Regions from separate parts of the Homo sapiens genome. Here region 2 is linked to region 1. The links are chromatin loops, found by intact Hi-C in ENCODE. Cell type or tissue: heart left ventricle. All regions are shown on one strand. Each heading gives the region's core, and the rest is flanking DNA. Links, peaks and the distances in the headings are about the cores only.

What was found. A loop is a pair of places that touch in the nucleus more often than their neighbours do. Peaks named below come from ENCODE experiments on the same cell type or tissue, not always from the same donor. Only the 100,000 strongest peaks of a DNase experiment are listed, where the experiment ranks them.
Region 2: a loop joins it to region 1, with 7 times the contacts of the local background. A loop is called at or near these places in 4 of 110 quality-filtered maps.

Annotation. Positions count from the first base shown.
Region 1 is chr2:54,333,855-54,350,350 of GRCh38, reverse strand. CIMIP6 (ciliary microtubule inner protein 6) reads right to left here. Exons shown (of 5, transcript NM_001100396.2): 2 at 15,327-15,534; 3 at 6,478-6,631. Among named protein-coding and RNA genes, the nearest start is that of CIMIP6, 11 kb to the right of the region's middle. In heart left ventricle, for the core only: a CTCF peak has its summit at 8,488; no DNase peak of the experiment used is centred there; H3K27ac peaks cover 294 bases.
Region 2 is chr2:54,403,439-54,419,934 of GRCh38, reverse strand. No RefSeq gene overlaps it. Among named protein-coding and RNA genes, the nearest start is that of SPTBN1, 45 kb to the left of the region's middle. In heart left ventricle, for the core only: no CTCF peak of the experiment used is centred there; no DNase peak of the experiment used is centred there.

The DNA.
Region 1 (16,496 bases), core at 7,321-9,820:
ACTCAGCCAAGATTGCAGAACATTGAGCTAATAAGATGATTGTTGTTTTAAGCAATTAAATTTGAGGTAGCTTGTTATGCAAATAACTAAAACAAATATTTCAGAAGGAAGTCAAATCAATTAAAATGAATCTTTTAAATAGTAATCTAAAACCTTCCATAATCTCACAAATAATAACTTTAAAAATAATTCTCTGGCTGGGTATGGTGGCTCACGCCTGTAATCCCAGCACTTTGGGAGGCCAAGGCAGGTGGATCACCTGAGGTCAGGAGTTCAAGAGTAGCCTGGCCAACTTGGTGAAACCCTGTCTCTACTAAAAAATATTTTTAAAAAATTAGCCGGGCATGATGGTGGGTGCCTGTAATCCCAGCTACTCAGGAGGCTGAGGCAGGAGAATCTCTTGAGCCCGGGAGACAGAGGTTGCAGTGAGCCGAGATCACGCCACTTGCCCTCCAGCCTGGGCGACAGAGCGAGACTCCGTCTCAAAAAAAAAAAAAAAAAGATTTCTTTTTCATCACGGAAATAAAGGGGGGAGAAAGGAATCTGAGTTATTATAAAGGGAAATTCCTTATTCAGGCATTACACCTATTAAAATTAAACATAATGACTGTGTTCATTTATACAGGCATATGAGACATTTACAGAAGCCCACAATAGTGAGGAATATCTAAACATGAAAACATCAAAGAAGATATTCAGATTGTTAGTGGTTACTCTACTTAAGAATTCAAATTGTACCCAAAGTAATTACTTGAAAGAAGCCTCATTTGATGAGAACTGCAAAAAATAAGGCAAAGTCCATGAAGAATGTTTGAAATCCACTCTCTGTTTCTTGGAAACTTGATCTAATTAAAATTAGAATTTTCTAAACAAGTTGCTATCTAACCATTTATATTTTATCAGCAAAGCCAGGATTTATTCAAACATACAATTTGCTGCTTCTATTGGTGAGAACTTAGGAGTTTTACTTTGAGAAATGTTCTTTTCTTAATTCTTTGTGTCTGCTTAAAGATCATTCACCAGTAATATTTTTCTCTTAAATCCCACTCTTCTCAGTATTCTGATCTTATATATAAAGACTATTAATATAAAAATAATAGTATAGATTTTCAAAATACAGTAAAAAGAAAAAAGCATAACTGTAGCAAAAAATTGTTGTTACATTTTGGTGCAAAAGAAGCAACACAAACTAAAACCTATTTTAGAAAATTAATTTTACCACTATATCTGAATTTGCAATTCAAAAGAACATTGAAATATCAAGTTGTTGATAATCAGCAAGGTTTTATTTAAGTACGAAATACCCCCTTCACATATTAGATTAGGCTTTCCAATTTATAAAGTTTTATTATATAAAACCAAATGTGAACACTTATTCTTACAGGGACTCAAATATGATGGAGCATAGCTGTTTGTTAACTGACTGTGGATGGCAGCCAGGAAATTGTGTGTGGTAGAAGACATAAAGAGCACTTTGAATTGTCGGCACAAGATAACATTGCTGAAATGCCAAAGTCCAGGCGTAATTAAGTGGGCTGATGGAACAGAATGACTATGAGATGACTTTTAATTGGTATTAGTGCATATTTATATGCACATATTAGTGCATGTTTATGTGCATGTTCATATGCTTATGGTAAAAAATCTGGCACATATAGACTAGTTTATATACATATTTTTAAATGTTACATTAAAATATTTTGTTTTTTAAAAATCACTTTCATCTAATATCCAAATACCTGAAATATGAATAAATTGCAGGCCTATATTGTGCAGTACATGTTACTTTAAATTACATTATGACTTTGTTGAAGAATGTATAATTATCATTTAACTAATAAATATTTATTGAATCTGGGCATTGTACTAGACCCTAGGATACAATAATGAACTTGGCCATGAGAAATACCAACAAAAGAACAGAGAAAGAAAAAGAAATACCAATAAAAGAACAGAGAGAGAATCATGCCAGGTTCTTGAGCTAAATTTCAACTCAACACATAACCTAGTACAATGCAATAACTGATAATAGAAACAGTTACCATTTATTGTCTACTATGTAGCAAACACTGTGTTGGGCACTTTACGTGTTGTTTCTCACAACAATCCTGCAAAGTAGGAATTATTCTCACTTCATAAATTGAGCAAAACAGGATGATTAAATTTAATGGGTTCAGGTTCACATAATACTAAGTTTAATACTGAACCAATATTATAAAAGAAGTGTTGATGGTGACAAAGTTGCTGTGATTTCCAGTTAAACATGGCAAATTCAATGTGCATTTCCCCCATTCTTTCCCCAAGCCCCAGTACAATCACACTACAGAAATTTAAGAGGGCTTACGTCCTTAAGGAAGAAAAGAACTAAATAAGAGTGAAGATTTTAACAAATTTGGAAGCTGGAAAACAGATGGATAAGTAGCAATAGACTCAAGTAAACTGCAGAAAACTGGAAGTTAAGTGCTATGGGGGAAGGGAATGGGGTAAAAATTAAGCCAATTAATGCCACAGCATTCCAGGAGTGCCTGGGAATCGGGAGGCATCACATACCTCTGAGGCAGGGAGCATGGGGCAGCGGGACAAGGTGATGTTGCAGAGGACTGCTTATGGGACTCCTGGATTTTCTGTCCTCCATCCTAGGCAGAGGTTTGGAGGATTTCTCTCTGGGCAAATTAAGTAGATCTACAGACCCTGATTTTGGGGGATCCCTTATGAAATGACTGAGCCCTGCCTTATGAACCCAGAAAAAGCCCATCGCTCCAGTGTCATCTTTCACCACTCTTCTACATCCCTTCAACTTGAGTAGCTGAAGTACCATAACTGCTCGTTATGTGGAAGGGACTGGTTGGCTACCAAAGAAAGTTAAAGCAAAAAATCATATGCCATATGTAGATACATATTTTAACCAGTTCATCAAATTTTTATTGGCATGCCAAGCCATTTTCTTTGAGGAGGTGTCCACTGACTGGAATTCCACTTTGTGTTTCTTGTACAAACCACACTTCTAATGCATCATTTCCAGTTTCTATTTCTTTCACACAGAATGAAAATGTAAAGACAAATTTCAAGCAAAATGAATGCAAAATCCTTCAAGATTTTAAAAATTCAGTCCAACTCCTCTTAGTTATTTTGCCTATACCTAAGTAGCATTTTTTAAAGTTAGCAATTGACCTTTTATCAAGTCTGTACATTCAATTTTGAATGTTTTATAGAAACAACTGTTTTCTTTTCTTATTCAGATTTTAATTTACAAGAATATATAATTAAAATATGGAAATACAGTAACAAGTACATAGACATAAATCTGGTTTGGAAACAAGCTTAACTTTCAGAGAGTGTCTCTACCTCCTTGGTCTGAGTTATATTCTCTGTCTCTAAATCCTCACATTATGAGCAATAGAAGATAATGTAGGTAAATTTGACAGATCAAAAAGGGCCGTGTAGGCCATAGTGAGGAATTTGAAATTTATTCTATGAACGTTGAGAAGTAACTGGAGAATCTAAAGGAGGAGAATATCACATGTGTTTTTAAAAAGATCCTTTGACAATGATGCAGAAAACATATATGGAGAAAGAAGAAAGGAAGCAGGGTAATAGCAGCTGTACTGCACTGGTTACAGTGAAGATGGAAAGGAATAGATTTGGGGTCTATTTTGGAGATAGAGGTGTCACAATTTGCTGATGGATTGAATGTGGGGGCAGGGAGTGAAAGGAGAGAGTTTTATAATGCCTTCTAGCTTATCAAAACTTGAACACCTGGTGGGAGAGTGGAGGTGGCATTCACTGAGATGGAGAAGACTAGTGGAGGATAAGTTTGGATGGAGGAAATGAAACATTCTATTCCAGCCATATCAGGTTTGAAAAGGTGACTAGCTATCCAAGAGGAGATGTTAAGTAGGTGTTTGGATATGTGAACTTGAAGCTCAGTAAATAAGCCAGGGTTAGAGAAATTTGGTTTTTAGACTGGTTCCTTTGACCTTTCACCTTAAACATCTATTCCTTGTTTCACCCCCACTGGATAGTATCAACTGATTACCTATATTGCAAATAATGATGTTAGCACCCTTCTTCTCTTCTACTTCTCATCTTCTATCAGTTGTGCACTTACTTTTCTTATTAAAGCTGCTAAGATACATTCTGTTGTGTAACCATATTTAAACTCGTGTCTATAGATTGAGCCTAAAAGTTGAAAACTACTAAACAGCATGCATAGTATTACATAATTACATACATTTTGTTCATTTAAGGGTCAAATGTTGTGCCAGGACTTCATTTCCTTCTCAGTGGGTGTAATGCCCAGTGCCACTTGAAAAAAAATGGTTTAGTATCCGTGCCAAATAAATTCCCTTTTCTAGGTCAAAAAGTATTTCCCCTGAGAACTTTGAAGATATTAACTCCATTGTACTCTTGCATCAGTGCTGCCTGATTCCATGTTGATACTTATTTCTTAGATGGTGACTTATTTTTCTATCCCTTTATGGAAACTTTTAGAATCTTCTGTTGATGATGACTGTTTTGCAATTTTGTAATGATATGTAGGGTGTGCATATTTTTCCCCTTCACACTTAGAAGCACCCAGTAGACCCTTTTAATGCATTTTATGTAGGGAAACTTTGTTATTATTTTAGAGGTTGTGTAGAGTACTATACAGTACTGGTTATGAGTATATGCACTGGAGTCAGGCTAGCTGGGTGCAAATGCCAATTATTCACTCTAGCCTTGGGCACGTTATTTCAACTCCATGCTTGCTTTCAAAGGAGTTCAGAACATGCTACTCTAAAATGCCACTCTGGCATATTGACTATATTGAGTTAAAGGCACTTGAAAAACAGCAGATGCAAGAAAAACAGTTTGACCTTCCTTCTCTTTCTCAAAAGCAGGAGATGAAATTCCTACGTAAAAGATATCCTCCCTATACCAGAAGGAAAGCATCATTCTTACCAAGCACAGGAATTTGAGGTGAGGGGAAATCTAGACAAGTAAACCTTGTTAAACTCACCCTTATCTTCCTAGTCATTTCTCTACCCAATTACCCTAGCCCAAACTCCTTTGCCTTGTCCCATTTTTACAATGTACTACTCTTTGTCCAATTTAGTATATGTGTTCTTTCTGTGTCTTAGGGTCTTCATTTCCTTATGAAGGCTCCCCTGCTATGTAAAACTTGTATTAAATAAATTTGTATGCTTTTCTCCTGTTGATCTTTGTGTCAATTTAATTCTCAAGCCCAGCCAAAAACACTAAAATGTTAAAAAATAATTTTGCCTCCCTACATTTTCTTATCTGAAAAATAAGAATATTAATAGTATTACTACACTATTATATTGCATAGAGTTCATGTGGGAATTAAATGAGTTAATATTTAGAAAGTTCCATAAAGTGCCTGGCAAATAGTATGTGCTCAATAAATGTTATGTTTTGCTAATTATCTACCTTCATTTTTACTCTTCTCTTTTCTGGAGCTCCAGAAAAGTTGGATTTCCCAAACAGATCTTCTGTTTTGCTTTCCTTCTCATTTTCCAAGCTTTTGTTTTGTTGTTTTATGCTGTGTGATACTTCCGTGACTTTATTCTCCAAATCTTTTTTTTAACTGGCATAATTCTAATCTTTGGTTGTCCATTTATAAGAAGGGGACGGGGGATCAGCTTGATTTACCGAAATAACTGGTGTGGTAGTTGACATCTGGCTAAGACACTGGGCTCTAGTAGTCTTAATGTTGGGATAGGGTGGAGTGCTCATGACTGGAGCCTTTATTTAAGGGACAGGCTTTGAAGTAACTCTCTGACTCTCTCCTACCCGCTTTTCATTTTTGCCTTCCACTATGCCTGCTGGCTCGGCGTGTAGCTCAGTCAGGGCTTTGGCCAGGCAGATTGTCTCTTCTTTGCTGCATCTCCTTCTAGAAATTGCTTCTTTATTCTCTTTTATCTATCAATAGGCTTCTAGTCTTTGCTACGTTCCAGAAAGTTCTTCCTTCTATTCTCTTCACTCTTAAGAGTTTATTGCTTTGCTACTATTTATAGTAATAGGGTCTTGGAAGGCAGGGAATTTAGATATGTGTGCTCAGTCTGCTATCCTGAACCAGAAGTGGAAACTTTATTATCTTTCTAAAGGACAAGTCATTGTTACAGATTATCTAATAGCCCTCTTCATCAGCTACCTTCCTTGAAGTGACAATAGTTACAACTCTTAAAATGTGGTGGCAACAACAATGAGCAGGATGCTACTAAGTTTCTGACTTTGAGGCTGGTGTTATTAATGATCAATACAATTTTCATTATGTCATATTAACTGCATTTGGAGACAAACTGTCCACTAGGAAGAAATAACAAACTTCCCAAGGGCTGTATTTGCTGTGTGTGTATTTTCAACTTCATAGAGAAGTAATTATTTTCAGGAGCTGTCCGGACATCTAATACATCTTAGTTTTGGTAGCAATAATTTGAGATAACATAAAAGGTTTTTACCACTGCAAAACCTTACCTATTCCACAAGAAGGCTTTTGCATCTTGCTGTGTTTGACTGGCAAAACCAGTGGACACGATGGTTTTTGGAAGTCACTCCTCTGGGTGCTCTTAGAGTCGTAAGGTGGTAGGAAGACAGGTTCCAGTGCTTTACCATGTGACCACCAGTCACCCTTTATAGAAAATAATTGGAAACACAATATTGGATACTGTAGGGCATTTTCATGTATTGCTTGATGTCTATGGATATTCAGTAATTCAATTTAACAAGTTAGTGGATATCCCAGTACTAATGTGGAGTTCTGAAATCTGGAAATATCTTTTCACAAAAAATGTATTTCTTTGAAGGCACTGGAAAATGAGTTGTCAAATTTTTAGCTAAAATACAGCTGCTGAATTCTTAAGCTACCTTCCTTCTATCAACAAATGAAGTGGTAAAAATCAGCAAAATAGCTGTATTTGTTTTATACTATGATTTTATTATATATGTACACGTGTATGTATAAAATATTTAATTTAAAAAATTATGTTGTAATCTTTTCATTATGACAATACAAATAATGTATTATCATCTAAAAATAGTGGTTTTCAGAAGTTTTAGTCCCTAGCCTGAACCATGAAATACATTTTATGTCATACAAGAGCACACAATGCTATACATACATAAAACTGAAACAAAAGTTTCACAAAATACTTACTATATGCAGTGTGCTTAACTATTTTTCTATTCTATTTTATTGCTTTCCTATTTCATTTCACGTTGCTGACTGCAACTCATTGATTTGTCATTCACTAATGACTCAGTTTGATAAACTTTGTTCTAAGGGGAAATCTCTCTAATGTTACTGAATTTTGGTACTAAAACCTAAGTACACAAGAAAGGGAAAACTGAGATTCTTCATTAGCATGTATGACAATTTGATTTCTTGGAAGTTGAGAGAGTAGAGAGGGGAACTGTTACTCAACTTAATTCTGACCAAATATTTTAAAACTGGTTGATTAGGTGGTAGTAAGAAAATGCTTGAGAAACCCTATGACACCTAGGAGTTCCTGGAATACAGTTAGGATATGAAAGTAACTTCCGGTATAATCAAACACCTACCGTGGGCTATAAGGAAGCAAGTCTGCCTTTTGAAAATCAACTATGGTTCCATAGCCAAAGACTTCTAAACTATGATTCAAGGGGGATAAATATGCAATTCTAATAGGTAAAATACTGACAATACAATTAAGGCTACATTGATGCAAAAAGGGAGATGTTTCTTTAAAAAAAAAAAAAACCTATGTGGCTGCATAGGGAGTCAGCTCTCAAATGAGCTTAGTTTCTAAAAAGACAGGCATGTATAAAAGACATATACAACATTAGATTTAAAAAATAATTAATGGAGTCAGCTTGTCAGAAGATTGTCAAGAAACTTAGAAGACATTTATAAATTTATAAAATTTTACAAATTGATAATTTATACAATTGTCAAAGGCAGCAAAAATAATGTTTTCTAGAAAAAATTGTTCATAGCTGAGTGAAATCCTACAGCCCCAAAAAAGGTTATCTTTTGTGTTCCGGCTAACAGTTTGGAGAGAAGAATCTGGTTCAGGAAAGTCAGAACTATTCATTCAACTTGAGGTTGTTAAGGAAAATTACAGTTAACTTGAAAAAGATGGGATGAACACATACCAAAGAACTAAGCCCTGAAGAGCTGATGAGAGAGTTGGACTTCACTTTGTCACTTTATAAGAGTGCCAGTTTTTAGGCCAATGACAAATTGTAAGCAGGAGTAATGGAATAATTGGTAATTGTAACTGGGGTAATTTCTGCAGAGATTACAGAAATTTAGGAACTAGGGGATTTTGGAGAATAGATTGGCTAATGCTTCACTTTTCAGAATGGGCTAAAAGGTGAATTTAAAAAATTAAGACTACTTGATGTAGATCCTAGGAAAATTCTAGAACAGATTACTAAACAGATGGTGTCTTCTCACTATCTGGCTGAAAATAGTCACATCTTACTGTTGTCAGAGCGCCTGCTTCTGGCAGCTCTTCTCCACTCCACTTCACAATTATAATAGTGCTTATTACACCCCAAGGTCTAGGATTTATAGGTCTTGTCTTACTTATATAAGCTCATCACAATTCTATGAGGCAGGCACATCCACTTTACAGATGAGAAAACTGCCAGGAGATGAAGTAACTTCCCCAAGATATATCACCAGCAGACTGCTGCACTGCCACAATTCAAACCCCAACCTCTTTGTGCACACCTCTAATTTCTGTGCTGCACTGCTGTATCAAACCTGCTGTGGAATGCAAAACCAGCTAAGTACAAACCAAATGAAATTATTTAAGAAGTGAAAATAGAGGCTGTAAGTGCACGTCTTAGTCTGTTTTGTGCTGCTACAACAGAATACCTTAGACTGGGTAATTTATAAGGATCAGAAATTTACTGGCTCACAATTCTGTAGGCTGGGAAGTCCAAGATCAAGGCACTGGCAGGTTTGGTAATTATGATTCTAAGATGGCACCTTGAACACTGCATCCTCACATGGTGGAAGGCAGAAGAGCAAAAAGAGGGCAACAGGGGACAAAACTTGCCCTTTTATAATGGCATTCATTTCATTCATGAGGGTGGAGCTTTCATGACCTAGTCACCCCTTAAGGGTCCCACCTTTTAATACAGTTACAATGGAAATTACATTTCAACATGAGTTTGGAGGGGACAAACATTCAAACCATAGCAGTAAATATTCTGAGAAAGTTCTTCTGTGATAAGATTGTAAAGCATACACAAACACTTCATATCATCTACTTTTGTTGATCAAAAACTTATTTTGCTAATACTCAAGTTACTGGAAAAATGGCTCTGGGATAAGCGAACCACTAGGAAATGGCTGATGGACTTTAATTATTATTATTTGTTATTATTATTTTTTTGAGCCAGGGTCTCACTCCATCACCCAAGCTGGAGCATAGTGGTACGATTACAACTCACTGCAGCCTCAAACTCCTGGACTCAGGTGATCCTCCCACCTTAGCCTCCTGAGTAGCAGGGACTATAGGCATGAGCCACCACGCCTGGCTATATTTTTTTCTTAAAAGCATAATGCAAAGCTAGCCTTAGAGCAGAGAGATAATTTCATCTTTTGAGCAAATTTCTTTTAAACTGAGAATTTTGCCAAAATAGTCTTTGTTTCACAAACATAAAGGAAATAGAGAACAGTTTTTCCTAAAATGTGACTGGTGACTTTAAGGCTCTGCAGTTTGTGAAAGTGTTCTGATGAGTGTTATAAATTGGATGCATCTTCACTTTAGCTGAGTGAAATCTTACAGTCCAAAAAAAAAGGTTGTCTTTCTTGTTTCTGGATAGTCTTCCTTATGCCTAAAAAGTTTGGTTTGTTCCTGGAAGAGTGAAAGTGCTTATGTGCCCATGCAACATGTGCGTGCCCTTTTGGTCCAAGCATTTATTCATAAAAGATTATGAGATTAAGGAAAGACATGGATGGAGCCTCGTCTTTACCTTTGTATCATACTGAAGGGAAAGACTAACAAAAAATTTACTGTTCTGTGTACCATCACTTACATTGGATTGTGGGGGGTTAACACAGTTATTTATGACAAAATAAGCTGGGAAGTTACCTAGCGTGATGGCTTTGTCTAGGCTCTGGGGAACAGATCATATCTTGCAGATTGTAGAGGGGGTTTTGCCTAACTCAAACTTTGGACCCAGAGAGGAGTTATCCCTACCAGTCTAAGGACTGTCTTCTTTCCTGCCCCAGGATGATAGTCACTGGGTTCCATGGTCAGGAGTTGCCTGGAGATTCCGGATGACGGGGCTCCTTCTAACCTGCAGCTCTGGGAAGGCCAAGGGCTGTTGCACTGTGGGTCCCTTAGTCACATTTGGAAGCCAGTGTAAGGCAGTCTCTATGTTATACTCCTAGTATCCCTAAGCTCTCAGAGATGTTTTAGTAAAGATTACCTATTTTCCATTCTTTGAGAAATTAAGGGAGAATCCTCAGAGGAGAAGTAGTAAAAAGCAAGTGAAGTATCCTAGAGGAACTAGTTAAGTGAATGCAAGAGGTCGTAAGCCAAGCTCCACAGCCACAATCGCGTAGCCAAGATGGCTGGTGGTGGTCATCTGTGGAACATAAAATCATACTTTGTGGATTCCCAAGGAAATGTGGGCTTTTGACAAAACCTAAACATAAACAATCGCATTTTGTTGGTAGAGCTCAGTGGCTTTAAAAAATTGAAGTACTATCACAAACACTAGGGCAGCTAAGGTCACATTGGTTACACTGTACCTAAATTCATCTCTATTTTGCTATAGATGCTATGAGTGCTTTAAAAAAATGTTTTTAAGCAGTTCATAATGCACCCCCCCATAAAAAATTCCAAAATTGTGTTCTGTGGAACACTAGTTCTCCAGCATATTAATAGGTGTTATACAAAGGAGTCCACAGTTAAATGACTTTGGGAAATAGTGAGAAAAGCAAAGTTAAATAAGTTTATCACAAGATTTCTCAGAACCTTTATATACCAATGTGAATTGTGAAGCTCTGAGAAAGGTTTATAAAAATACAGCTTTTCCAAAACATATTTGACTTTGCAAATTTATTTTGTTAAGCATGTAGGCAAGGGTCAGTGCTCTGAAAATTAAACTTTTGAAAATACCAACCTAGTATAATCTCCTTTAAAGTACCAATATTTAAAAATATTTTTATTTTATTTTATTTTATTTTTTCTTGAGATGGAGTCTTGTTCTGTTGCCAGGCTGGAGTCCAGTGGCACGATCTTGGCTCACTGCAACCTCTGCCTGCCAGGTTCAAGCAATTCTCCTGCCTCAGCCTCCCAAATAGCTAGGACTACAGGCACGCACCGCCATGCCCATCTAATTTTTTGTATTTTTAGTAGAGATGGGGGGGGGTCTCACCATGTTGGCCAGGCTGGTCTCGAACTCCTGACCTCATGATCTGCCCACCTCAGCCTCCCAAAGTGCTGGGATAGCAGGCATGAGCCACCGCACCCAGCCAAAAATATAAGACAATCAAACCAGTTTTCTTTGGAAGTGACTGAGCTAAAACAACTTACTTTTTTTAGCATCCCCAATTTTATGTTCCTAGGTAGAAATGTACGAAATCTTAAAAATCTTCTAAACAAATAAAACCAACCAATCTCGTCTTGCATCCTAAAGATATTATCTTAGCAAAAACACTTAAAACAACAGGTGTCATTTAAAATATTTAGGCAAGTTTATTTTCTTTACTCTTATTATAAAGACAGCATTACCGTCAACCAGTTTTTTTCTTAACCAGGCTAACCTTTAAAAAGAAACCTGTCATCTTAAAGGAACAGTTTACAAATATGTGAAATATACATTCTTTATTATTTCTTGGATAGTTAGAAATGAGTACATTTAAGTTCATTGTTTTTGGTTTTTATTTTATTATTTTAAAATTTGTTTTTAGAGATGGGGTCTTGCTCTGTTGCACAGGCTGGAGCACAGTGGCACAATCATTGCTCACTGCAGCTTTGAACTCCTGAGCTCAAGCCATCCTCCTGCCTCAGCCTCCTAAGTAGCTGGGACTACGGAGGCTTGCCACCACACCTGGCTATTTATTTATTTATTTTTGTAGCGCTCGGTCTCACTATGTTGCCCAGGAAGGTTTCAAACTCCTGGGCTCAAGTTACCCTCCTGCCTTGGCCTTCCAAAGTGTTGGGATTACAGGTGTGAGCCACTGTGCCCAGCCAATTTTATTTCCTTTTGAGCAGGGTCTCACTCTGTCACTCAGGCTGGAGTGCAATGGCATGAACATAGCTCACTGCAGCCTTGACCTCCCAGGTGCAAGCAATCTTCCTGCCTCAGCCTCTCAAGTAGCTGGGACCACAGGCGTACACCATTACACCCAGCTATTTTTTTATTTTTATTTTTTTGTATAAATGGGGTCTCACCATGTTGCCCAGGCTATGTTTTTAAAATATACACACTCCCTTCCTGCCACACCCAAATCAGACATGCTTGTAACTCAGTGATGTATCTTCAGTCTTTCTCTGTAACTCTCCTCATTCATATTCACTGACAGATTCCCTTATCTGAGCTCTTATTTCATCTCAAACTCACTTTCACCATCTCTTAAAGGTCCAGTGCTAATAATGATTCTACTACTATTCTGTCACCTAGTCTTGATGATAGCAGCTCTTAACACCTTTGTTCATTTTTTTTCCAACATACCTATAGAGTAGGAGTAAGAGAAAATTAGTTGGGATTAAGTTTTTAAACTTTTATGTTTCATATTTCTATTCTCAAACCAGCTTCTTTTTCTTAGTATTGCCAATGTAAGGATGAGTTCAGTGAACAGTTTTAAATTCAACCCTGAACTAGAGCTCAGAGTCATTCATGAGCCTTTGTAAGAAATGTAAGAACTTCACTAATCTGGATTTTGGTACCAAATTAATTTCCCCAGTGTAGGTCTGGTCTAACAATAACAATTGATTTCTTTCTGAAATAATTGGTACGAGAGCATAAGCAAGTGTACAAAATGAAGTACCCTCAATATGGCCCTTAAAGGGGTTTAGCTCATGAAATTAAAGAACATTTAACCACAGGAATTCCTGCCCCAAGAAGATCTGACATTCACAGCCATGGTGTGCTGTCCATGACAAGAACAGATGTCATCAGTACGAAGAGAGCTCACAAAAAGCAATCTCCATCTAAATGTTAAATCACTATACCTAACACACAGAGAGATGAGGAAAGAAGTGGAGTAGGAGGAGGCTGACACTGGCACAGTGGTCTGAGACCATTTAGATGGTACACATTTCCTTTTCCAAATATGCTGGAAAAAACCTACATGAGAAATTATTACCTTTGCTGTGACATATTTTGAATCCCATCTGTTGAACACTTGCCTGGCTCAGCACTGTACTAGGTCTTCTCTCATAGAATCCTGCTCTCAGCTGCAAATAAGTCCCCATCACTGTGCAGAGAGCAGTAGACTAGGATTCTGCTGCTACTAAGAGCTAATGTTTAGTGAGTGCTTCCTTTGTGCATTATGAATGCTCTTCTGCCAGGTTCCTACATGCTCACTCCCTCACTCTCCCTCTGGTCTTCACTCAAATGTCACTCAGTGAAGCCTTCTCTGACCACCAATTTAAAATTGCAGCTCTGCCTGCAGCATTCCTTACCCTGCCTTGCATGCTGCCCTTACTACCATGTAACATTCCAATACAGCTTACTTGTTTGATCTATTCCCTTACTAAAATGTAAGCTATGTAAGGACAGGATTTTTTTCCCCCATTTACTTTATTCACTGCTGTATCTCTAGTGTCTAGAACAGTAACTGACAAAAATATTTTAATTCTCATAAAAACCCTATGAGAGGGACAATTACTATCCTTACATAAATAAGGAAATTGAAGCTTAGCGTGACTTGCCCAAAGTCACATGGCAAGTGTGTAGCAGCAACACAGTGGAATGAACTAGTGACATACTGCAGCAACATGGACAAATCCCAGATGCTTTATTCTGAAAGACTGGTTCAATAAGCTACATACTGGGTAATTCCATTAACATGACTTTCTGGAAAGGGCAAAACTATGGAAAACAGATCAGTAGCTGTTGGAGTAGAGGAAGGGAATGACCACAAAAGGGCATAGGGGAACTTTTGAGGGTGATAGAAATGATTCATAGCTTGATTGTGATGGAGTAACATGACTACACCTTTGCCAAAATTCAGAGAATTATACACTATATAAGGGTAACTAATTTACTGTGTAAGGGTAGGTAGAATAATGCTCCCTCTCTCTGTCCCTAAAGATGTTCGTGATTTAAGCCCCAAATCTGTGAATGTTACCTTGCATAGCAAAGGGACTTTGCAGATGTGATTAAGGATTGTGAGATGGGGAGATTATCCTGAATTATCTGGGTGGGTGCATTCTAATCACAAGGGTCCTTATAAGAGAGAGTCAGGAGAGTGGGTCAGAGAAAGATTTGAAGATGCTGTGTTGCTGGCTTCAAAGAAAAAGGCGCCATAAACCAAGGAACATGGGCAGTCTCTAGAAGCTGGGAAAGGCAAGGAAACCCATCCACCCTTAGAGCCCACAGAAAGAACTAGGCCTGGCAACAGTCAGTGAGACGGATTTTGGACTTCTAAGCTAGATAATAAATATGTGCTGCTTTAAACCAGCTTTCAAGTTTGTGAAAATTTGTAACATCAGCAATAGGAAACTAATACAATAAATTGTACCGCAACAAACCTGACTTTGTAAAAAAGATAATGGAATATTTTTAGCATGGGATAGTCAGTGAAGTGTGGTTTGGCTAAACCAACAGCCCTGGGACAGAAATATGACTGTGACATTTGCTTATTACTTAATCTCAGATATGTTAATTAACCTCAAAGGAATATGTGTTATTTGTAAACTATTTCCAATAAGACTTCATAGAAATTGTTGTAGAGATTAAAGAATATAATTTATATAAAACACTTAGCTCATTCCTAGAACTTCATATGCTTTCAATAAATGATTATTATTTTACAGAAGGTATGTGAATTACTGAGTATCATGGGACATTTTTATATTAGAATATATATCGTAAATACATGAAATTTCTTTAGTAACCCCAAAGCACTACTTTGTGGCAATAATCTGACCCAATCTAGGGAAACAATTACTTAGATTCCCTCCCTGTATCCGTATTGTTTATATGTAAAAGTCAGCTGGCAAAATAGTTTCAGGTTACTGCTTTTAACTATTGGATTATGATAAGTACTACTCTGAGATGTGTCTCATCCTTTATAGTCTGTGACCAAATTATTCTGCAAAACAGCATCTGAATCTAAATCTCTATTTGTATACAATGAACATCTGTCCAACCTGTATTTCTGGCCCTTTTTTGGGATCTATGTAGGGAAATGGTTCATTGTATGTTCTTGCATTTGTGTTAATGAATTTAGCATAATATATACGTCCTCTTCCAACATGTGATTTTGAATGATGTATGCTTTTTCCAGGTTTTTCTTCGTGTTTAATTTCTTCATTTTCACTTACATATGTTATAGCAGCATCCTCTATTTTATGCTGTCTGAAAAACATAAATAGTAAACCATTTACCCCAGTAACCATTAAAATATTGAGTCAAAATTATGTAAAATAAGATTTAAATATACTACAAACAGCAGTCAAGACAATTTAGGCTGTATTAATAGTTATAAGGGTTTGTGCTGTTAAAATTTAGGAGGCCATTTTCTAATTCTAAATCATATAAGCGATAAAGGGCTTTGTGTTAATAATGATTACTCATTATAATATACCAGTGCAGTGCACCAACTCTTATTTGCTTGGAGTAAAGAAAGAGTAGTGATTGGATTATGCTTCCATATCATGTTTGCAGTACTCACGTGTGTGGATAAGTTACACGCTATAGTTAACTCAACTTCTTTAAAAGTTTTATTACCAAGAGAATGGCTTTATTCTCCCGTTTACCTAGTAAACAGCTATCTGGACAAGGATAAACCAATTAATTTTAAAAGTTTGTCTGGCAAACTTAAAGCTACCAAAGGAGCACCATTATTTATCTTTTCAAGAAAAGAACACTATGTGGCAGTCAAAATAAATCTCTTCATTTTTTGCCTCTAGTAAGCACTCTGTTACAAATACGAAAATTACTAAAATAAAATATTTTAAAAATGTATAGGAAGAAACAGCTTATCAGATTTTTCTCCTTTCAAATAAGGAGAAATTGAAATTATAAAAGGCAGTATTTTTAAAATTCACATACTTGAAAAATAAAGAATGAAATATATGAATTTGAATACTTTTTACATAGAAGCTTTTAAAATCAAAGCCATGATCCCACAGCAGGTGAGTCAATGAAACTCCAAATTCACAGAGAAAGCAGGTAGCACCGTTTAATCTTATACACAGCCCTTAAAGTATAACACCTGCCTTCCTCCAAACGAATGCCAGGTCCATCTCTTCTACCACATCATTTTTCTTTTTTTCCTTTTTGAGACGGAGTCTTACTCTGTCCCAGGCAGGAGTGCA
Region 2 (16,496 bases), core at 7,968-10,467, 69 kb before region 1:
AAGAAAAGAGAATATCAAGTTTTTAGAGACCCTGGTCTGCTTAAATTCTAAGGTAGATGTAACTCAGTTTCCATCTACCTAATCAATGTATTAATGGATTTAATTGATTTTACATAGAATAGTTTTGATTTCCTATTAACCAGGTTAGTGAACTACCAGATTCCCTACCTCACCCGTTTTTTAGATCATTGCTGTTTTTAAAGAGGGCCCCCTTTTCCTCTAAGGGTTTGAAAAATGCATTTAGAGAAGCAGAACATTTGGAAATCAGCTTCAAATGATGTTTCTCACATTCCTCTTTGAATGATGGCTGTGAAGACAGCCTGGAAACTGTTCAAGCCTGCCAGAAGAGTACTGCCTTATATCCTTCCGGATTACATTCTTTATTGTTGTTATTGTATTTTTGGATATTGTTTGGTCAGAGGCATAAAATAGAACAAAGATATCGGACTAGAATTTGAAATAACTGAATTCTGCTTCTAGCTGTCGACAAGTCAAAAATCTCTTTGTGTTTCAGTCCCTCTACTAAATGGGGCAGGCCTACCCATATTAGCTGTCTAATGTTAAGTGTAATTTTCTTTTCTTTATTTTTTTTCTTTATTTCTTTAAAAAAAAAAAAGGGATACACGTGCAGAACGTGCAGGTTTGTTACATAGGTATACGTGTGCCATGGTGGTTTGCTGCACCTATGGACCTCTAAGTTCCCTCCCCTCACCCCCCACCCAACAGGCCCTGGTGTGTGTTATTCCCCTCCCTGTGTCCATATGTTCTCAATGTTCAACTCCCACTTATGAGTGAGAACATATAGTGTTTGGTTTCCTGTTCCTGTGTTAGTTTGCTGAGGATGATGGCTTCCAGCTTCATCCACGTCCCTGCAAAGGACATGATCTCATTCCTTCTTATGCGTGCATAGTATTCCATGGTGTATATGTACCACATTTTCTTCATCCAGTCTATCACTGATGGGCATTTAGGTTGGTTCCATGTTATTAAGTGTAATTTTCAAAAGGGTAAAATCATCTCTCTCAGGAAAATAGAATATGAATACCTGTCAAAGAATGTATTTATTGAGGTGAACGTTAAGATGTTAAAACTGATTCAAAAAGCATTTGAGATTATGTGTGTGTAAAATTTAATTTAAAAATATTATAAGATTGATGAGTTAAAACTGGTTGGTGTCCAACAGGACAGTAAACTAATCTTTGTGCTTATTGGCTCTATTGCACAGAAACTATTTGCATCTTTACCAGACAAAAATTTTTAAGTTAACCTCTGCACCTATGGAGTGTAAAGTCAGTAGAAAATTAAGCTCAATACTGCACTGAAAGAAGACCCAATAATCAGTAATATTTTCTGCCTATTTTCAAATGTCAGATAATTTTTCTGACATATATGTGTTTTTTATATATATATAAATAATAGTGGTTAACATTTCTTGAACACGACTATGTGCTGGGCAACACTTAACATGTTCTATCTCTTTGGATACTCATTACAACCCTATGGGGTAGGCATTTTTATTATCCCCATCTTACAGGAGAGAAGACTGAGGCTCTTCTTAACCAGCCTAAGGTCGCAGAGCTAAGCGGCAAGAGTGGTGATTAAACTGAGGTCTGACTCTAAAATCTTTGTTTCAGTTCCTAAGTTATTAATACTATTATTATTATTATTATTATTATTATTAGAGGTCAAAAGGAATCAAGAATGTGAAAGTGCTTTAAAGACTGCAAATATACTATAAGTTGCAAGGCGCTCTTGTTAAATCTAGATCACTACTAAAGAGTAAGGCAGTGAGAGTTACTGCTGCATCATTGTGGAGGGAGCAGTGTTCATTATGGAAAAGGTCGGCTGTCCTGGAAATGCCTATGAGACTATCTCGACTCTGTTCCCTTGAGCTGAATTGGTTTTACTTAACTCAGACTACTTTTCTCTCTTTTTTTTTTTGGAGGGTGGATTTCATTAAGAGAGTCTCTTGGCCTATTTTTGATTAAATGCATGGAGAGGTATCCACTATGAAACCCTTCCTCGCTTTTCTTTGTGTTTTCTTTTCTCAGCTTAGTAGAGTGAAAAGAACACAGGTCTCCGGGCTAGACAGGCCTGAGGCTGAATTTCAGCATCATGATTGACTAATGTTAATACTTGGAGCAAATCACTTAGCCCAGCTTATCTTAAAACCTGCCCAACTGCACCAAAATCACTTGAGGGAGAACATAATGTTCATTCAGAAGCAGGGAAGGGGAATCATTTCCTTGTTGGTAAAAGAACAATATTATTATCTACCTTCAAAGTATTTTGAGAATTGACATCTAGTAGGACATCAGAAATGTTAGTTCTAGCCTGGGCAACATAACAAGATCTCTATCAAAAATTTAAAGAAATAAAAAATTAGCCAGGCATGGTGGCACATACCTGTTGTCCCAGCTACTCTGGAGGATGAGGCAGGAGGATTGCTCGGGCCTGGGAGGCTGTGAGCTGTGATCATGCCACTGCAGTTCAGCCTGGGTGACAGAGAAAGACCCTGTCTCAAAAGAAAAAAAAAAGAAGAAAAAAGAGAAATGTTAGTTCTGTTCTTCCCATCTTCTTTCTTTGTTATTTATTTATTTATTTATAATTTTTTCTCCAGTCTGTAGAACCTGTGAACTTCCCATCTTCTTTCTAAAGAAGTCTTACTAATTTGCCATTCGTCTCTCCTCCTGGCCCCTCCTACTTCTGTTTCCTTTCCTCTATTCCCCTCCTTTCCCATCTCCTTCCCATCTTTTTTTCTCCTCTTATCCCCTCCATTTCCCTCCCCTCCCTCCTTGGATCCCCACTTCTCTTCCTGTGCCCCCAACTCTTCTCCCCTTCCTTCCCTTCTGTGCTTTCTCATCTCCTCTTGTCCCTTTCCCTTTCCCTCCCTTTTCTTTCTCTTCCCTCAAGGATCCTGAGACCAGAATCTCCTAAATAGTGAGACCTTATTTTCACCTTACTAATGTAGAGAAACTATGGACTGAAATCTGGAAGGACCTGCTGTGACCTCTTTCTATTCCAACTCTCACTTCATCCATGAGAGGACTGAGAACCAAGGAGGTTAAACCCAAACCCAGATACCCTGACTTCTGGTCAGTGCTCCTCCTAATACATCACCAAGTCCCCTCTGTGTCTATTCTATCAACGCGACGTGATGGCTCCTCCCCATCTTCACTTAGCAGTTTATCAGGAGGCTGGGAAATACAGAGAGATGAATCATTGCTGTAGTTTGTTCCTGAAGAGTGAGGTAAGGTCTTGTAACTTCTGAGGCTACCAGAGAGAATGCACCACGGCACATAAAACAAAAAGGTCAAATGTCACCATCAAATGTGCAGTGTCCTCCCTAGCTGGTCAGGAAAAGGAGGCCTATACAAATGGCAAGGAAAATAATCTGTGGTCATTTCCACAGAGAACCACAGCTTTTACACTTCCGCTTAATGTCCCTGGAAAAAGAACAAAACAGCGTCCTGCAGGAGATAAGTCTGGTGAGGAAAACAGATAATAAGCTTGGTGAAAGCAGCCAGAGACCCAGCCACCACACAATGCCTCCTCCAAGTTCCTTAGTGGAAAAATTAAAGGCAGCACCAGACTTCCTTTGCGTGCATTAGCAGAGGAAGAGGTGCTTCCTGGTCCTGCCCCACTCTCTCCTCACACCGGTTCCACCGGTCCTGTGGTCTTGGCTCTAAATGTCAGGGAGGGAAGCTGGAAGTGGGTGCTAAGGTGGTACTCACCTCAGGAAGGGAGGGACTAAATTAGAAGGGTTGGGTCTCACAGAGTGAGCTACGTGTTCTGTAAGGCAGATTCCTTAGTTTTGCATGACAGTGTTGAATTCCCATTTGTATGTCTGAACTTTTAATAGAGTGGTGTTTACTGGCCTTCCGTCTGTTGCACTCTGGGGAGGGCTAGTGTCCCTATGCGGGGCCAGGGCATTAGAGAGGGCATGGCCCCTGCTTACTCAGGCTCAGGAGGACAGCAGGGATTAGGGCAGAGAAGGGGAAGAAGAGGCAGTTCTCTAGAGACAAGAGGTAGGTTGGTAGTTGTCAAGGGCTGGAAGGAATGGGGAATGACTGGTAATGGATTTCTTTTTGGGTTGATGAAAATATTCTGGAATTAGATGGAGGTGATAGTTTCACAACTTCATGAATATATTAAAACCACTGACTTGTGTGCTTTCAATGTGTGAATTTTATGGTGTGTTAATTACATTTAAATAAAAGAAATGTGATGATAACAAAGAAGGAATGGTGAATTTTGGAGCAATGCTAAGTGCTGTCAGGACCAGCTGCTCTCCCCCAGGTATCCTGCCTGCATTTCATAAACATTTTTAAGTGTCATATATTTTCATAATTTTCATTCTTGTAGTGGAATTATGGTCCACTGTGTACCACAATTCACAAAGAGATATCTCCAAGTTGGTCATTTAGGAATGTTTCTTTTTTTGCTGTTATAGGTGTCAAACAAGGGCAATAGAGCTCTGTTTTCACTCTGCCGCAAATCTTGGTTTTTCACAAACCTTCTCTGGAATTTATATTCCCACACTACTGTGAATATATAGTTAAATTGTTTGCTATTTTAATTCTTGGTGCCTTTTTCCCCATAGTTTTACATGGTCTCCTTCATAATCTTTTCTCAACTCTGCCAGCTCTCTGCTTACCTACCTCACCCACCTCATCATGAAAATCAAGCTCTTCTGACCTCATCTATGTTTCCACTGCTGGACTTACAGCACTGTTTTGTAATGTATTTACCCACCTGGCTCCTTTGCCAGACTGTGAGCCCCCTGAGGTCACACACAGTGTCTTATTAATTTCTGACTCCCTGTTGCCTTTGCTTGGCAGAAGGAAGGTGTAAAATATATGTTAATTGGATTTAATTGAATTGCTGAGGCTCTGAAGAACAGTGTGGAGTCTGTCCCTTTGCTTCGGTTGAATTACTATCCTTAGTGCCAATTACAAGAACTGGAATTGCTGGGCCAAAGGGCATGGATGTTTCTCCATGCTTGCCATATTGCTTTCTCAAAAGTGGTACTAATTTGTAGTGCCACCTGAAATGGATGAGTGCGCCAATAGCGCTGTCACCTTGCCAACCCATCATTTTTCAAAATGCTAGTTTAGTAGGTATCAAATGATATTTCAAGGTTGCTTTAATTTGCATTTCTTTGATTACTCCTAGGGCTGAACATTTTCTCAGGTGTTTATTTACTGTTTCTGTTTCTCCTTGGGGGAATTGCTTGTTCATAGTCTTTGCCCATTTATCAAAATGATGAAATACAGCTAATACATTTGAATAAGCTCCTTGTATATTTTATTTATGATCCTATAGTCTATCGTATTTGATATATATTTTTCATATTTTATATTTTGTTTTCTTCTGTTTTTGCTTTTTTACATTGTACAGAAGTTTAAAATGTATACATGTGTGTACCTATCTCTTTCTTTACAATTCCTTATAAAATTTCAAGAAAAAGTTCTTCCTCACAGATGTGCTAAATATTTTATTCAATGTTCTGTTCTTTTTTTCAACATAAAAAGTTAACTTAATCCACCTAGAGTATATTAAGTACTTAGTTACTTTTAAAATTGCTATCACAAATTCCAAAACCTCTTATCAAATAAAACTTGTATCAGTTATATTATTTGATAGCAAGTAACAAAATCCAACTAACAGTGGCTTAAACAAAAAGGGGCTTTTTCTTCTCACTTTATAGGAAGTCGCAGTTGGTAGGGTTGGCAGCATTTTGGTGTCTCTGTGATGTGGGTCCTGGAGACTGGAATGCTCTGGGCCCTTCTCTCATGCTACCTCCTCATGATTCCAAGATGGCTGCTGAGCCTCTATATTCAAAGCAGGAAGGAAGGGCAGTAAGAGCCACGTCAGTTCTTTTAATCAGGAAAACAAACATTTTCTTCCAAACCTACCAGCAGACTTTCTCTTATGTCTTTATTTTTATTTATTTATTTATTTTTTGAGACAGAGTCTTACTCTGTCGCCCAGGCTAGAGTGCAGTGGCGAGATCTCAGCTCACCATAACCTCCGACTCCCAGGTTGAACTAATTCTCCTGCCTCAGTCTCCCGATTAGTTGGGATTACAGGCACGTACCACCACACCCAGATAATTTTTTTTTTGTATTTTTAGTGGAGACGGGGTTTCACCATGTTGGCCGGGCTGGTCTCGAACTCCTGACCTCAGGTGATCCACCTGTCTTGGCCTCCCAAAGTGCTGGGATTACAGGCATGAGCCACCGTGCCCAGGCCTCTTATGTCTTATTAGTCAGAACTGTGTCATAAGGTCACACCTAGCGCAATGGTGGCTGGGAAAGTATTTCATATTTCTCTTTCTATAGAAAAAACAGCAGGAGAGAAGGCGTTTGGGAAAGGCCATTTAGTCAGACAACTAGGCGTGTCTGTACACACTTTCCTTCCCTCCTGCTGTTTTCAAAAGCTATTTTTGATAGATATATTTTAAGTGTGTACATATATTTAATTATTTATAGTTAAACTTTATTTCACAAAAATGCTACTGTAAATTATTAGGCCTTTTTAGTCTCTTCATTTGGTTCCATTAATCTATGATCTAGTTAGTGCATTATTTTAATTCTTATTTTATTATATAGCAAGTTTTAATGGCTGATATTGGTAGAAACTTTTCTGTGTCTTTTTTATACTCCCTGTTGATGGTATTCTTATTATTTTCATACATACATTTTAGGATAATTTTGTGAAATTAAAAATACTTATTAGGTTTTAGGCTGGGCACAGTGGCTCACGCCTGTAATCCCAGCACTTTGGGAGGCCAAGGCTGGCAGATCACTTGAGGTCAGGAGTTCAAGACCAGCTTGGCCAACATGGCAAAACCCCATCTCTACTAAAAATACAAAAATTAGCTGGGCCTGGTGGCACATGCCTGTAATCCCAGCTACTGGCTGAGGCAGGAGAATTGCTTGAACCCAGGAGGTGGAGGTTGCAGTGAGCCTAGATCATGCCATTGCACTCCAGCTTGGGAGATAAGAGCAAAACTCCATTAAAAAAAAATACTTACTAGGCTTTAGATCAGAATAGTATTAAATCTATAAATTCAATTTAATTCAAATTTAATTCTATTGGTCATATAGACATTTTAGTGTTATTAAGTCTTTTTATCTTGGAATTGGCTCTATTTCTCCACTTACTTGAATCATCTTTTAAATGTTCTAACAAAGTTTTGAAGGTTTTCTTTTTAAAAGTCACATCACATAGTTCCTAGCCATTTTAAGTTTGGAAATCTGGCCAGGCATGGTGGCTCACACCCGGAATCCCAGCACTTTGAGAGGTCTAGGTGGGCGGATCGCCCGAGGTGAGGAGTTCGAGACTAGTCTGGCCAACATGGTGAAACCTGTTTCTACTAAAAATACAAAAATTAACTGGGCACGTGGCATGTGCCTGTAATCCCAGCTACTCGGGAGGCTGAGGCAGGAGAATCACTCAAACCTGGGAGGCAGAGGTTGCAGTGAGCCGAGATCACACAACTGCACTCCAGCCTGGAGTGACAGAGTGAGACTCCATCTCAAATAATAATAATAATTAAAAATTAAGTTTGGAAATTTGTGATATGGTGTGTGTGACTATAAATCAGATATCTTTTCTTGTTGTATTATCTAGCTGGTAATTAAGGGTATGTAGGACTTGTCCTGTATTTTATGATTTTCTTGAAAATCAAACTGCCTCATTTAAATGGACAACTTCTTTAAGTTGTAGATCTGAGACTTGCCTACGCCCTTCTCAAGGTTATTGGCCACTTGTTGATCAGATCTCACCTTCTGTATCAGTTAGGTTGGATTTGATTGCAAGTAACAGTCAGCTGAAGCTCTACTGCCTTAGATAAGAAAGGCTCACATTACCAGGGTTGGTTTAGCAGCTCTACCAGGTCAGGAAGAGTTCAGTTTCTCTTCAGCTTCTTACTCTGCTGGGCAGCATAGCCTTCCTGCTGAGGCTGGTGGTCCACGTGGTGATCAGATGGTGAGCGGTAGTGACGCCGGCACTCTTGTTTATTTGTGTTCTTTGAAAGAAATTGTTTCTTTCCTAGACTGCCCCTTCCCCCATGCTGCCTCCCCCTTTCCCACAAACATCTCTTTCAGTCTCATTGCCCAGATTAGGTCCTTACTCACCCCTGACCCAATAAGTATGGCTAGGGGTATGAAATGATACCATTTAGCTTAGGCTTGTGCTAAGAGCCACGGCATTGCCTCTCCCCAAAGCAGGTAGGCGTCATGTAGAAGGTATGCATATCCCCTACTCCTGCCTCCACCACCAAATTGGAATAGTTACCAAGAGTTGAACAATGGATGTTGAGGAGGCAACTATACTCCCTAGCATAGTTTAGATATCACTTTTTCCAGGACACCTGCCCTGCTGCCCTATGTCCAGATTTGAAGTCTTTCCTTGTGTCTTTTCAGCACAGTAGGACTGCCTGTTTGCTTATGGAACAAGAAGAAAAAATAGTTTCTTTATAATTCGGTGGTCATCTTCTAAGGAGGGGGTATCTGGCTAATGGGAGGACCCTTTTAAGAGTTCAGATGTAAGGCTGAAGTGGTCTGGCATACAGAGGGGAGAGTCATAGTGTGAAAGGGACGATCCTGGGCCAGCAGCCTCTACCTGGGCTGAGAGACTGAGGGTAGAGTAGGGTGGGGTGAGGAGTTTAAGGATTGAGGTGATGCAGAGGACAAAGATGCTTACGGGGAGAGGAGAGCTATGTGTTGTGGAGTGTAAACTCTGTACCTCCTGAGGTTTTCCCTATGCATTCTTCAGTGAAATAGCTTTTCTTATTTGCCTAATATGAGTGGATTTATTTTAAAAGGTTTGCATTCAAAGTGTCAGGGCAAGAATGGGGGCCAGGCTGGGCACAGTGGCTCACTTCTGTAATCCTAGCAGTTTGGGAGGCCAAGGCGGGTGGATCACCTGAGGTCAGAAGTTTGAGACCAGCCTGACTAACATGGATAAACCCCGTCTCTACTAAAAATACGAAAAAAAATTAGCTGGGTGTGGTGGCGCATGCGTAATCCCAGCTACTCGGGAGGCTGAGGCAGGAGAATAGCTTGAATCCGGGAGGCGGAGGTTGCGGTGAGCTGAGATCGCACCATTGCACTCTAGCCTGGGCAACAAGAGAGAAATTCCGTCTCAAAAAAAAAAAAAAAAAAAAAAGAATGGGGGCTGACCTTGGAACGTGATGACATTTGGGTTTCACCTGCCTGTACCCCTCCTTAGACTCTAAATCTCATGAAAGCAGGGACCAGGTCTGTCTTTTTCACCTTTGCCTAGCTCAGTGCCTAGTACACAGGAACTTGGTGAGTATTTGTCGAGTGAATGAATAAATGAATGAACAAGCTTGGTAAAGTCAGAGAAACCTTTGTCACATCCCAAGTCTGCTACATTCTCACGTGTGGAATGAGGAAAATGATAATGACCTTGTAATCTTATCGTGAGATGTAAGTATAATTTAATAAATAAATTTAATTTATTTATAAATTAAATAAACCACAACTATGATTATTAGCTCTTCCCACATTTTACCAACGAAGCTACAAATACTAATAATCACACCACGAACATTTAGTGAACATTTCCTTTGAGCAAGATGCTTTGCCCTTTGCTAAGCACGTCACAATAATTACTTCCTTTAATTTTAATCCTCCCAACCATCCTGTAATTATCCAGATGTCAGCTGTTCCTTTAGGACATACCACATACCCAGCATCCAACAACATCTATCATTAATCAAAGGCACCAAAATCGAGATAGGGAAGGAAGGAAACTTTTTCTGGCCTGTTTCTTGCTCCCCCATTCTCTGGACGTGCACAGCTCAGTTGATCTAGTAAGACTGGATAGAGTGTGACTAGCAATTTACACTTAAGAGCTACCCCAGAGCAAAATGTGATGGATTCTCGGTTGTTGTAGCAACGGAGATCACATGACCTTAGAGAAGGCAGAGGCGGAGCCTGTGGTCACTAGTGATGGGAAGAGTCGAGGGTGGATTTGTGAGCACCAGGAATCAGTGGGCTTTGTTTTCTGGCAGGGTCTATTCCTGGAACAGCTGAAAATACTGAAGGCTAAATTCAGACTCTTGGATGAGACTCAAAGATTGACTGATGAGAAGCAGAAGAGAGAAAGGGGCTTTGTTCCTGTTTGTATAGGTCCCCTGTGCATATCTAATATTTGGGGACGTTAGTTTTGTATTTCTAGAATAGGAATAATAATATCTGATCTCTCATTTCTCATGCAGTATTTAGGAGTTTAATGAAGTGATTCAGAATTTCTCTATGAAAAAATGCTATAGAGACAAAAATTATTTCAGTAAATATATATATATATATAAAGCTCCATATGTACTCTGACACACTGAAGGAAAGGTAATACTGACTCATTTAAGGTTAATTTCTTCATGAGTTACAGGTCTGCGTTGTGCACTGAGATCTCCACAATAATACATTTATAGTTCTATATGCATGTATAATATAAATAAATGTATACTTAAAATCGTGGATGCTCTTAGAGGCAGAATCACATGCTTGTTGCTGTTCTTGGATTTCTGTCTTTTCAAAAAATATCAAAGGATCAATCTGATAATATTGTAACACAATCGAATTAAGTTGTCATTTGCTTTACAAGTCAAAGGGATTGCTCAAACCTTAAAGCAACTGGTAAAGAAAGTAACAAGAAAAACTGACTTTGAGGACTTCAAACCCTCTAGATTAGAATGACTTCATTGTATAGACATGTTTTAATCAAAAGCAGTAGAGGATTTTAATCAAAAGTGATAATGGGCCATGCCTGTAATCCCAGCACTTTGTGAGGCAGAGGTGGGAGGATTGCTTGAGCCCAGGAGTTCAAGACAAGCCTGGGCAACAAAGTGAGACCCTGTCTCAACAAAAAATAAAAAAATTAGCTGGGCATGCTGGTGCACGCCTGTGATCCCAACTACACAGGAGGCTGATGCAGGAGGATTGCTTGAGCCCAGGAGGTCAAGGCTGCAGTGAGCTATGTTCATGCCACTGCATCCCAGCCTGGGAGACAGAGTGAGATCCTGTCTGGAAGAAAAAAAAAAGTGATAATGGTTGTTATTAAGTTTTGGTGGTTAAAAGGAATAAGCTTCAGTCATCTGAAAAAAGTCCCTTGTCATGGAATGCTCAATTCTCCAATTGTGAGCTCTACTATAACTAATTTTAAAGGACTCAGCACTGGGACACCCATGCTCTAGTCTGAGTCCCTCCACTAATGTGGTAGCTAACCTTCAGAAAGTCATCTAATATTGCTGGATCTCTGTTATCTGCCAACTGAAGAGAATGGAGTAATTAACTTCTACAGTCCTTTCAGCTGTAAGATGCTGTGATTACTTTCAATCATTTCCAGAAAACTTAGTGCTTATCTTTGGAACACTGCTAAGCAACAGCCTGAAATGAGAGCTAAAAATGAAGCAAGACTCAATACTGTCGAGTTACAATTATAGCTAACGCCGCCAACATCTACACTACACTGGACCCTGTTCCTTACACTTTGCATTTATTATCCATTTAATCTGAAAAGCAACCTCAGGCATGCCCAAGTACAATAACCTACATCTCAAACAAGGAATGACAACAAATTTTGGGATTTCCAGGTACCAGCCAATGGATCCTTATTTACATAAAGACAAATCTATCCTGTCGATGTCATTTTGGAATAGTACAGGGAGAGACAATTGCTGGGTTTGCTTTTTCATGGCTTTTTATCTACTTGAGGCATTTGAGAGTTTAGCAAGCTCCAGAGCATAATTACAGATCAATTCTTAGTCTTTATCTTACTAGACTTTTCAGCAGCATTTGACATAGTTAATTGAAGCAATTCTTGAAACAATTTCCTTGCGGGGCTTCCGGGACCCCAAACTCGTCTGATTCTCTTCCCATCTCTCCAGCCACTGCTACTTATTAGTGACCTTTGCTGAACTCTCCTCACCTCCCCAACCTCTGCTTGTTGAAGAGCCTTTTCTCTTCTCCACCTACACTGACTGCCTTGGTGATCTCATCCAGGCTTGTGGCTTTATATGTTGGTGATTCTAAAATTAAACCTCCCCTCCAGGTCTCTGCTCTGAACTCTGTAGGGGCCAAAAAAAAAAAAAAATTCCCCTTCACTCCCTGAAGGTTTGCTGAAAAATCAACTGATAAAAGGCAGATTAATAGGATAAATGGCTATAAATTTATTAATGTGCATGGGAGAGAACCACAGAGTAATTACTCCTGAACCTCCTATGGGATTCAGAAGCTTATATACCATCTTGAGGTTTACAGAAAGAATAGGGGCTTGGACCATGTATTTTGGGTGAAATATTTTGGTTTTCTTCAACTCCAAACAAATATAGTCAACTGCCAACTCAACATCTTCACTTGGGTATCTAATCTCAAACTTAAGATATGCGAACTTTTGATTTTCTCCTCCAAACCTCCTCCTCCTCCAGCATTCTAAAATATGGTAAAAGGCATTACTGATTCACAACCTAGCCGTTCAGGCCAAAAACCTAGGATTCATGGTGGCTGCCTCCTGTTCTCTTTCATGCTGTCTCCTGTTCTCTTTCATGCCACACTTAATCTATCAGCAAATTCTGTCATCTCTATGTTTAAAAATGATTCAGAATCTGACTATTGTTCACCAGTTCCATTGCCTCCATCTTAGTCCAAACCTCTAGCATTCCTCACTTAGGCTATTACAGCAACTTCCAATTGGTCTCTTAGCTTTCACTCTTGCTTCCTACACAACATCCCTCCTCCCAACAAATCTCTTCTCCAAACAGCAACTTGTGATTCCTTTAAAGGGTAAATTGATCTGGCACAATGGCTCATACCTGTAATCCTAGCACTTTGGGAGGTTGAGGTGAGAGGATCACTTGAGATCAGGAGTTTGAGACCAGCCTGATCAACATGGTGAAATCCTGTCTGTACTAAAAATACAAAAATTAGCCGGGCATGGCGGTGGGTGCCTGTAATCCCAGCTACTCGGGACGCTGAGGCGGGAGAATCGCTTGAACCCAGGAGATGGAGGTTGCAGTGAGCTGAGATCGCACCACTGCACTCCAGCCTGGGCAACAGACTGACAGAGCGAGACCGTGTCTCAAAAATAAATAAATAAATACATAAAGTGTAAGTCATTGCTAACCCAACTACATTTGCTCATACGGAGAACGTAACAATCCCTAGTTCTTAGCATGGCCTGTGAGATCCTGTGGGAACTGGCTCCCTTCCTTCCTTCCTTCCTTCCTTCCTTCCTTCCTTCCTTCCTTCCTTCCTTCCCTAATTTTTGTATTTTTAGTAGAGACAGGGTTTTACCATGTTGGCCAGGCTGGTCTCGAACTCCTAACCTCAAGTGATCCACCCACCTCGACCTCCCAAAGTGCTGGGATTACAGGCGTGAACCACCGTGCCCGGCCCCTTTTTATTTCTTTATAACAAGTAACCTTCCTCTCTGGTTAGGGACTTTTGTCTTTTTTCTTTAATGCTGCTTCCCAGTGCTTACAGCAGTACTTGGCACATGAGAGGTGCTTGATAAATATTTGTGAAAGGAATGAATAAATCAATATTATAATGACAAAGCCATGTTGTAGAATGTGTGTAGATAATTTACTCCAGATTAATAAGAACAGCAAGGAAATGCCTTTGCAGCAATCAAAGAAACAATCTGTTCTTCCCTGGGCCTTTTAATGGTCTGGTCTGTCTCCTGCCTTGCTTCAGGAGCACACAGGAACCCTCGCCCACTCGGATGTGCTGTTCCTTGCTCTGGTCTCCGTGGACATCCTGAGCCTTGGCCTTACCTCCCTGGATTCCTGCTCGGCTCCCTGGCTCTCCATGTTTGGGTGACCTGCCTGGACCCTCCTCTTCAGCTTACACACCTATACCACAGTTCAGCTCATTAACAGAAAAATAGCAAATGCTATTAGGTAATGAGTATAATGCAGCATTTGCATTATACTCATTACCTAAGTAGCATTTGCATTATAGTCATTACCTAAGCAGCATTTGCATTATACTCATTACTTAAGTAATCCAATTCATTTTCCTATTAGAAAAAAACAAGGAGGAAAATAAAAATCAGCCCAAATCTCTTTTACATATACCCTTCAAAGATAATAACTATAGCATTTTGGTTTAACTTAGCTTTAGGTAAGAAACTATCTTGCCCCAGCTATGGTCCTATAAGATTCACCCTGGCTGGACTAGTTACCTGGTCTTCCCACCAGGAAAAAGGAAAAGGTCAGAAATAAAATATAAAGTAACATTTTATAGTTGATGAATCAGAAAAAAAGTCATCTAAAATATCATGTTGGTGAGGTTCTGATTAAATTTGCAAAAGTGTGTATATATATAATATATGTAAGTTATTATATATGTATAAAATATATATTATATATATGTTGCTAGTAAAATTTTAAACTACAACAGTCATTATGGTTGTGTGAGAGTATAACACTTTATGTTATAAAAATATTTATAACCTTTTTTGCCCTTAAAATAATCTACTAGCTGAAAAGCTTTCCACACACAAAGGTAATATTATAGTATAATCTATTTTAGCCAAAAAATGGAGAATCACCTATGGGTTCAATAACAGTGAAACGGCTAAGTAAACTGTGACATTAAAATCTCCATGAAAAATTATTTTTCTTTAAAATTATAATTATGGACAACAGAAAAAATGATTATGATGTAGTATTAAATGGAAAAGAATACAAAATTAGATTACTAATAGATAAAATATTTATGAATATGGACTATGGACAGTGAATGGAAGATAATACAAACACAAAAAATCATTGCAATGGGATGAAATTATGGGTGTTTTTTTTCAAAGTACTATTTGAGTATATTTACTGTTATTATTGTTTTTATATATTGTTTTATTACAAAAGGAAACAGACAACAAATAAAAATATGCAATTGCTGATCTCTGAAAGCTTATCCTCTTGCAGGCAATGTTTGTGGCCTACTTAGCAAGTGTTCCCAGCTCCCTTCCTTTTTCTACAGAAAGGTTGAAGATGCCATAGTAAATTTCCCAGCCCTGTTTGCAGCCAGTGGTTGCCATGTGATATGTTCCTGGCCAGTGAAATTCAAAGGGAAGTCTGTTGGAATGCTGCTGCAAAAATGTTTCTTCACTAAATAAGTGAGACCCATGAAGAGAATCCATTTTGTCTTTGTCTTTTTGCTCTACCTTTTTTTCTTCTATAGATAGAGAAGGTGGTCTCACTATGTTGCTCAGGCTGGTCTTGAACTCCTGGCCTCAAGCAATTCTCCCATCTCAGCCTCCCAAAGTGCTGCGATTACAGGCCTGAGCCACCATGCCCAACCTTGCTCTGCCTTTTTGCTTATGAGGATTGCTTCTGAGAGCTGTAACAATCATCTTGCAACATCACCAACTCTTTGGGGAAGGCAGGGTGGAATGATAGAAAGAAATCTAGTACTTTATGACATCACCGAGTCATTAAACAACCTCAAGGACAGACTGCCTCAAGACTTCTTGATAGCTAAACACACAAAAAAAGCTCTTGTGGTTAGAACCCTTTGATAGGTTTTTCTGTTACTTGCAGCTTAATGCATTTTAATTGATAAAATAAGAATCATTGACACACGGAGTTAGGCAAGCGTACAGAAACCACAAAGCAACAGGAAACATTATAATAAATATACAGATTAATTTAAAAGAATGTTATACTTTTATAGAAGGAAGTGAAAAACAGATAACCCAGTTTGTGGTTACTTGTTGCAAAGTTCCCTAGATCTGTTAATGTTTCTTAGTAAAAAAAAATAGTATTTAATATTTCTCATTAAAATAAAGCAAAAATCCAGACACCTTCTTTGGCTCGTAATCTTCTTTGGCTGATAAACATTTGTTTGTGTGTCTCAGGAAGCAGCCAATTAGGGTATGATATGGTAGTTGTTTTTCTCTTTCCCCACATCCTCTGACTTTCTTTCATTAACATAGAATACTACTAAATTATGTAAGATAGAGCTCTCTGGGATTTAAGGATGCACTACCTTGGTGGTGAGAATGTGATTTCTTTATCGACTTAGTATTGGGAGTCTCTTCAATTCAGCCTCTGTCTCTACTCACTACAAATCTGGTTTTGAAGACGATAACGAGTTATTGAATTTGCTGAGAAGGGAATTGATTGCTTACAAGCTGGAGAAGTTGGTGACAAAATAGCTTGTTATAAATGGACTCTTTATTAGAGACACAATTCTCGCTTATCCTGTTTTTTCCAAATGGTGGATGATGTAGCAAATCAGCTGACTCTTAGGTTAAAAAAGAAAGCCAGGAGAATGGGCTCTGTGGTTACTATTGATGAAAAGGTGAGTCTAGTATACACAGTGAGAGTAGAAATTAAATAGCAAGTGAGTGGTAAGAGTGAAGGAAGAGGTTCTGCTCCACACTGTGAATAGATGATGACAAGATGGAGTGAAATGTCTGCAGCATGTTTCATTCCTGTGACTACCAGAGTTGGC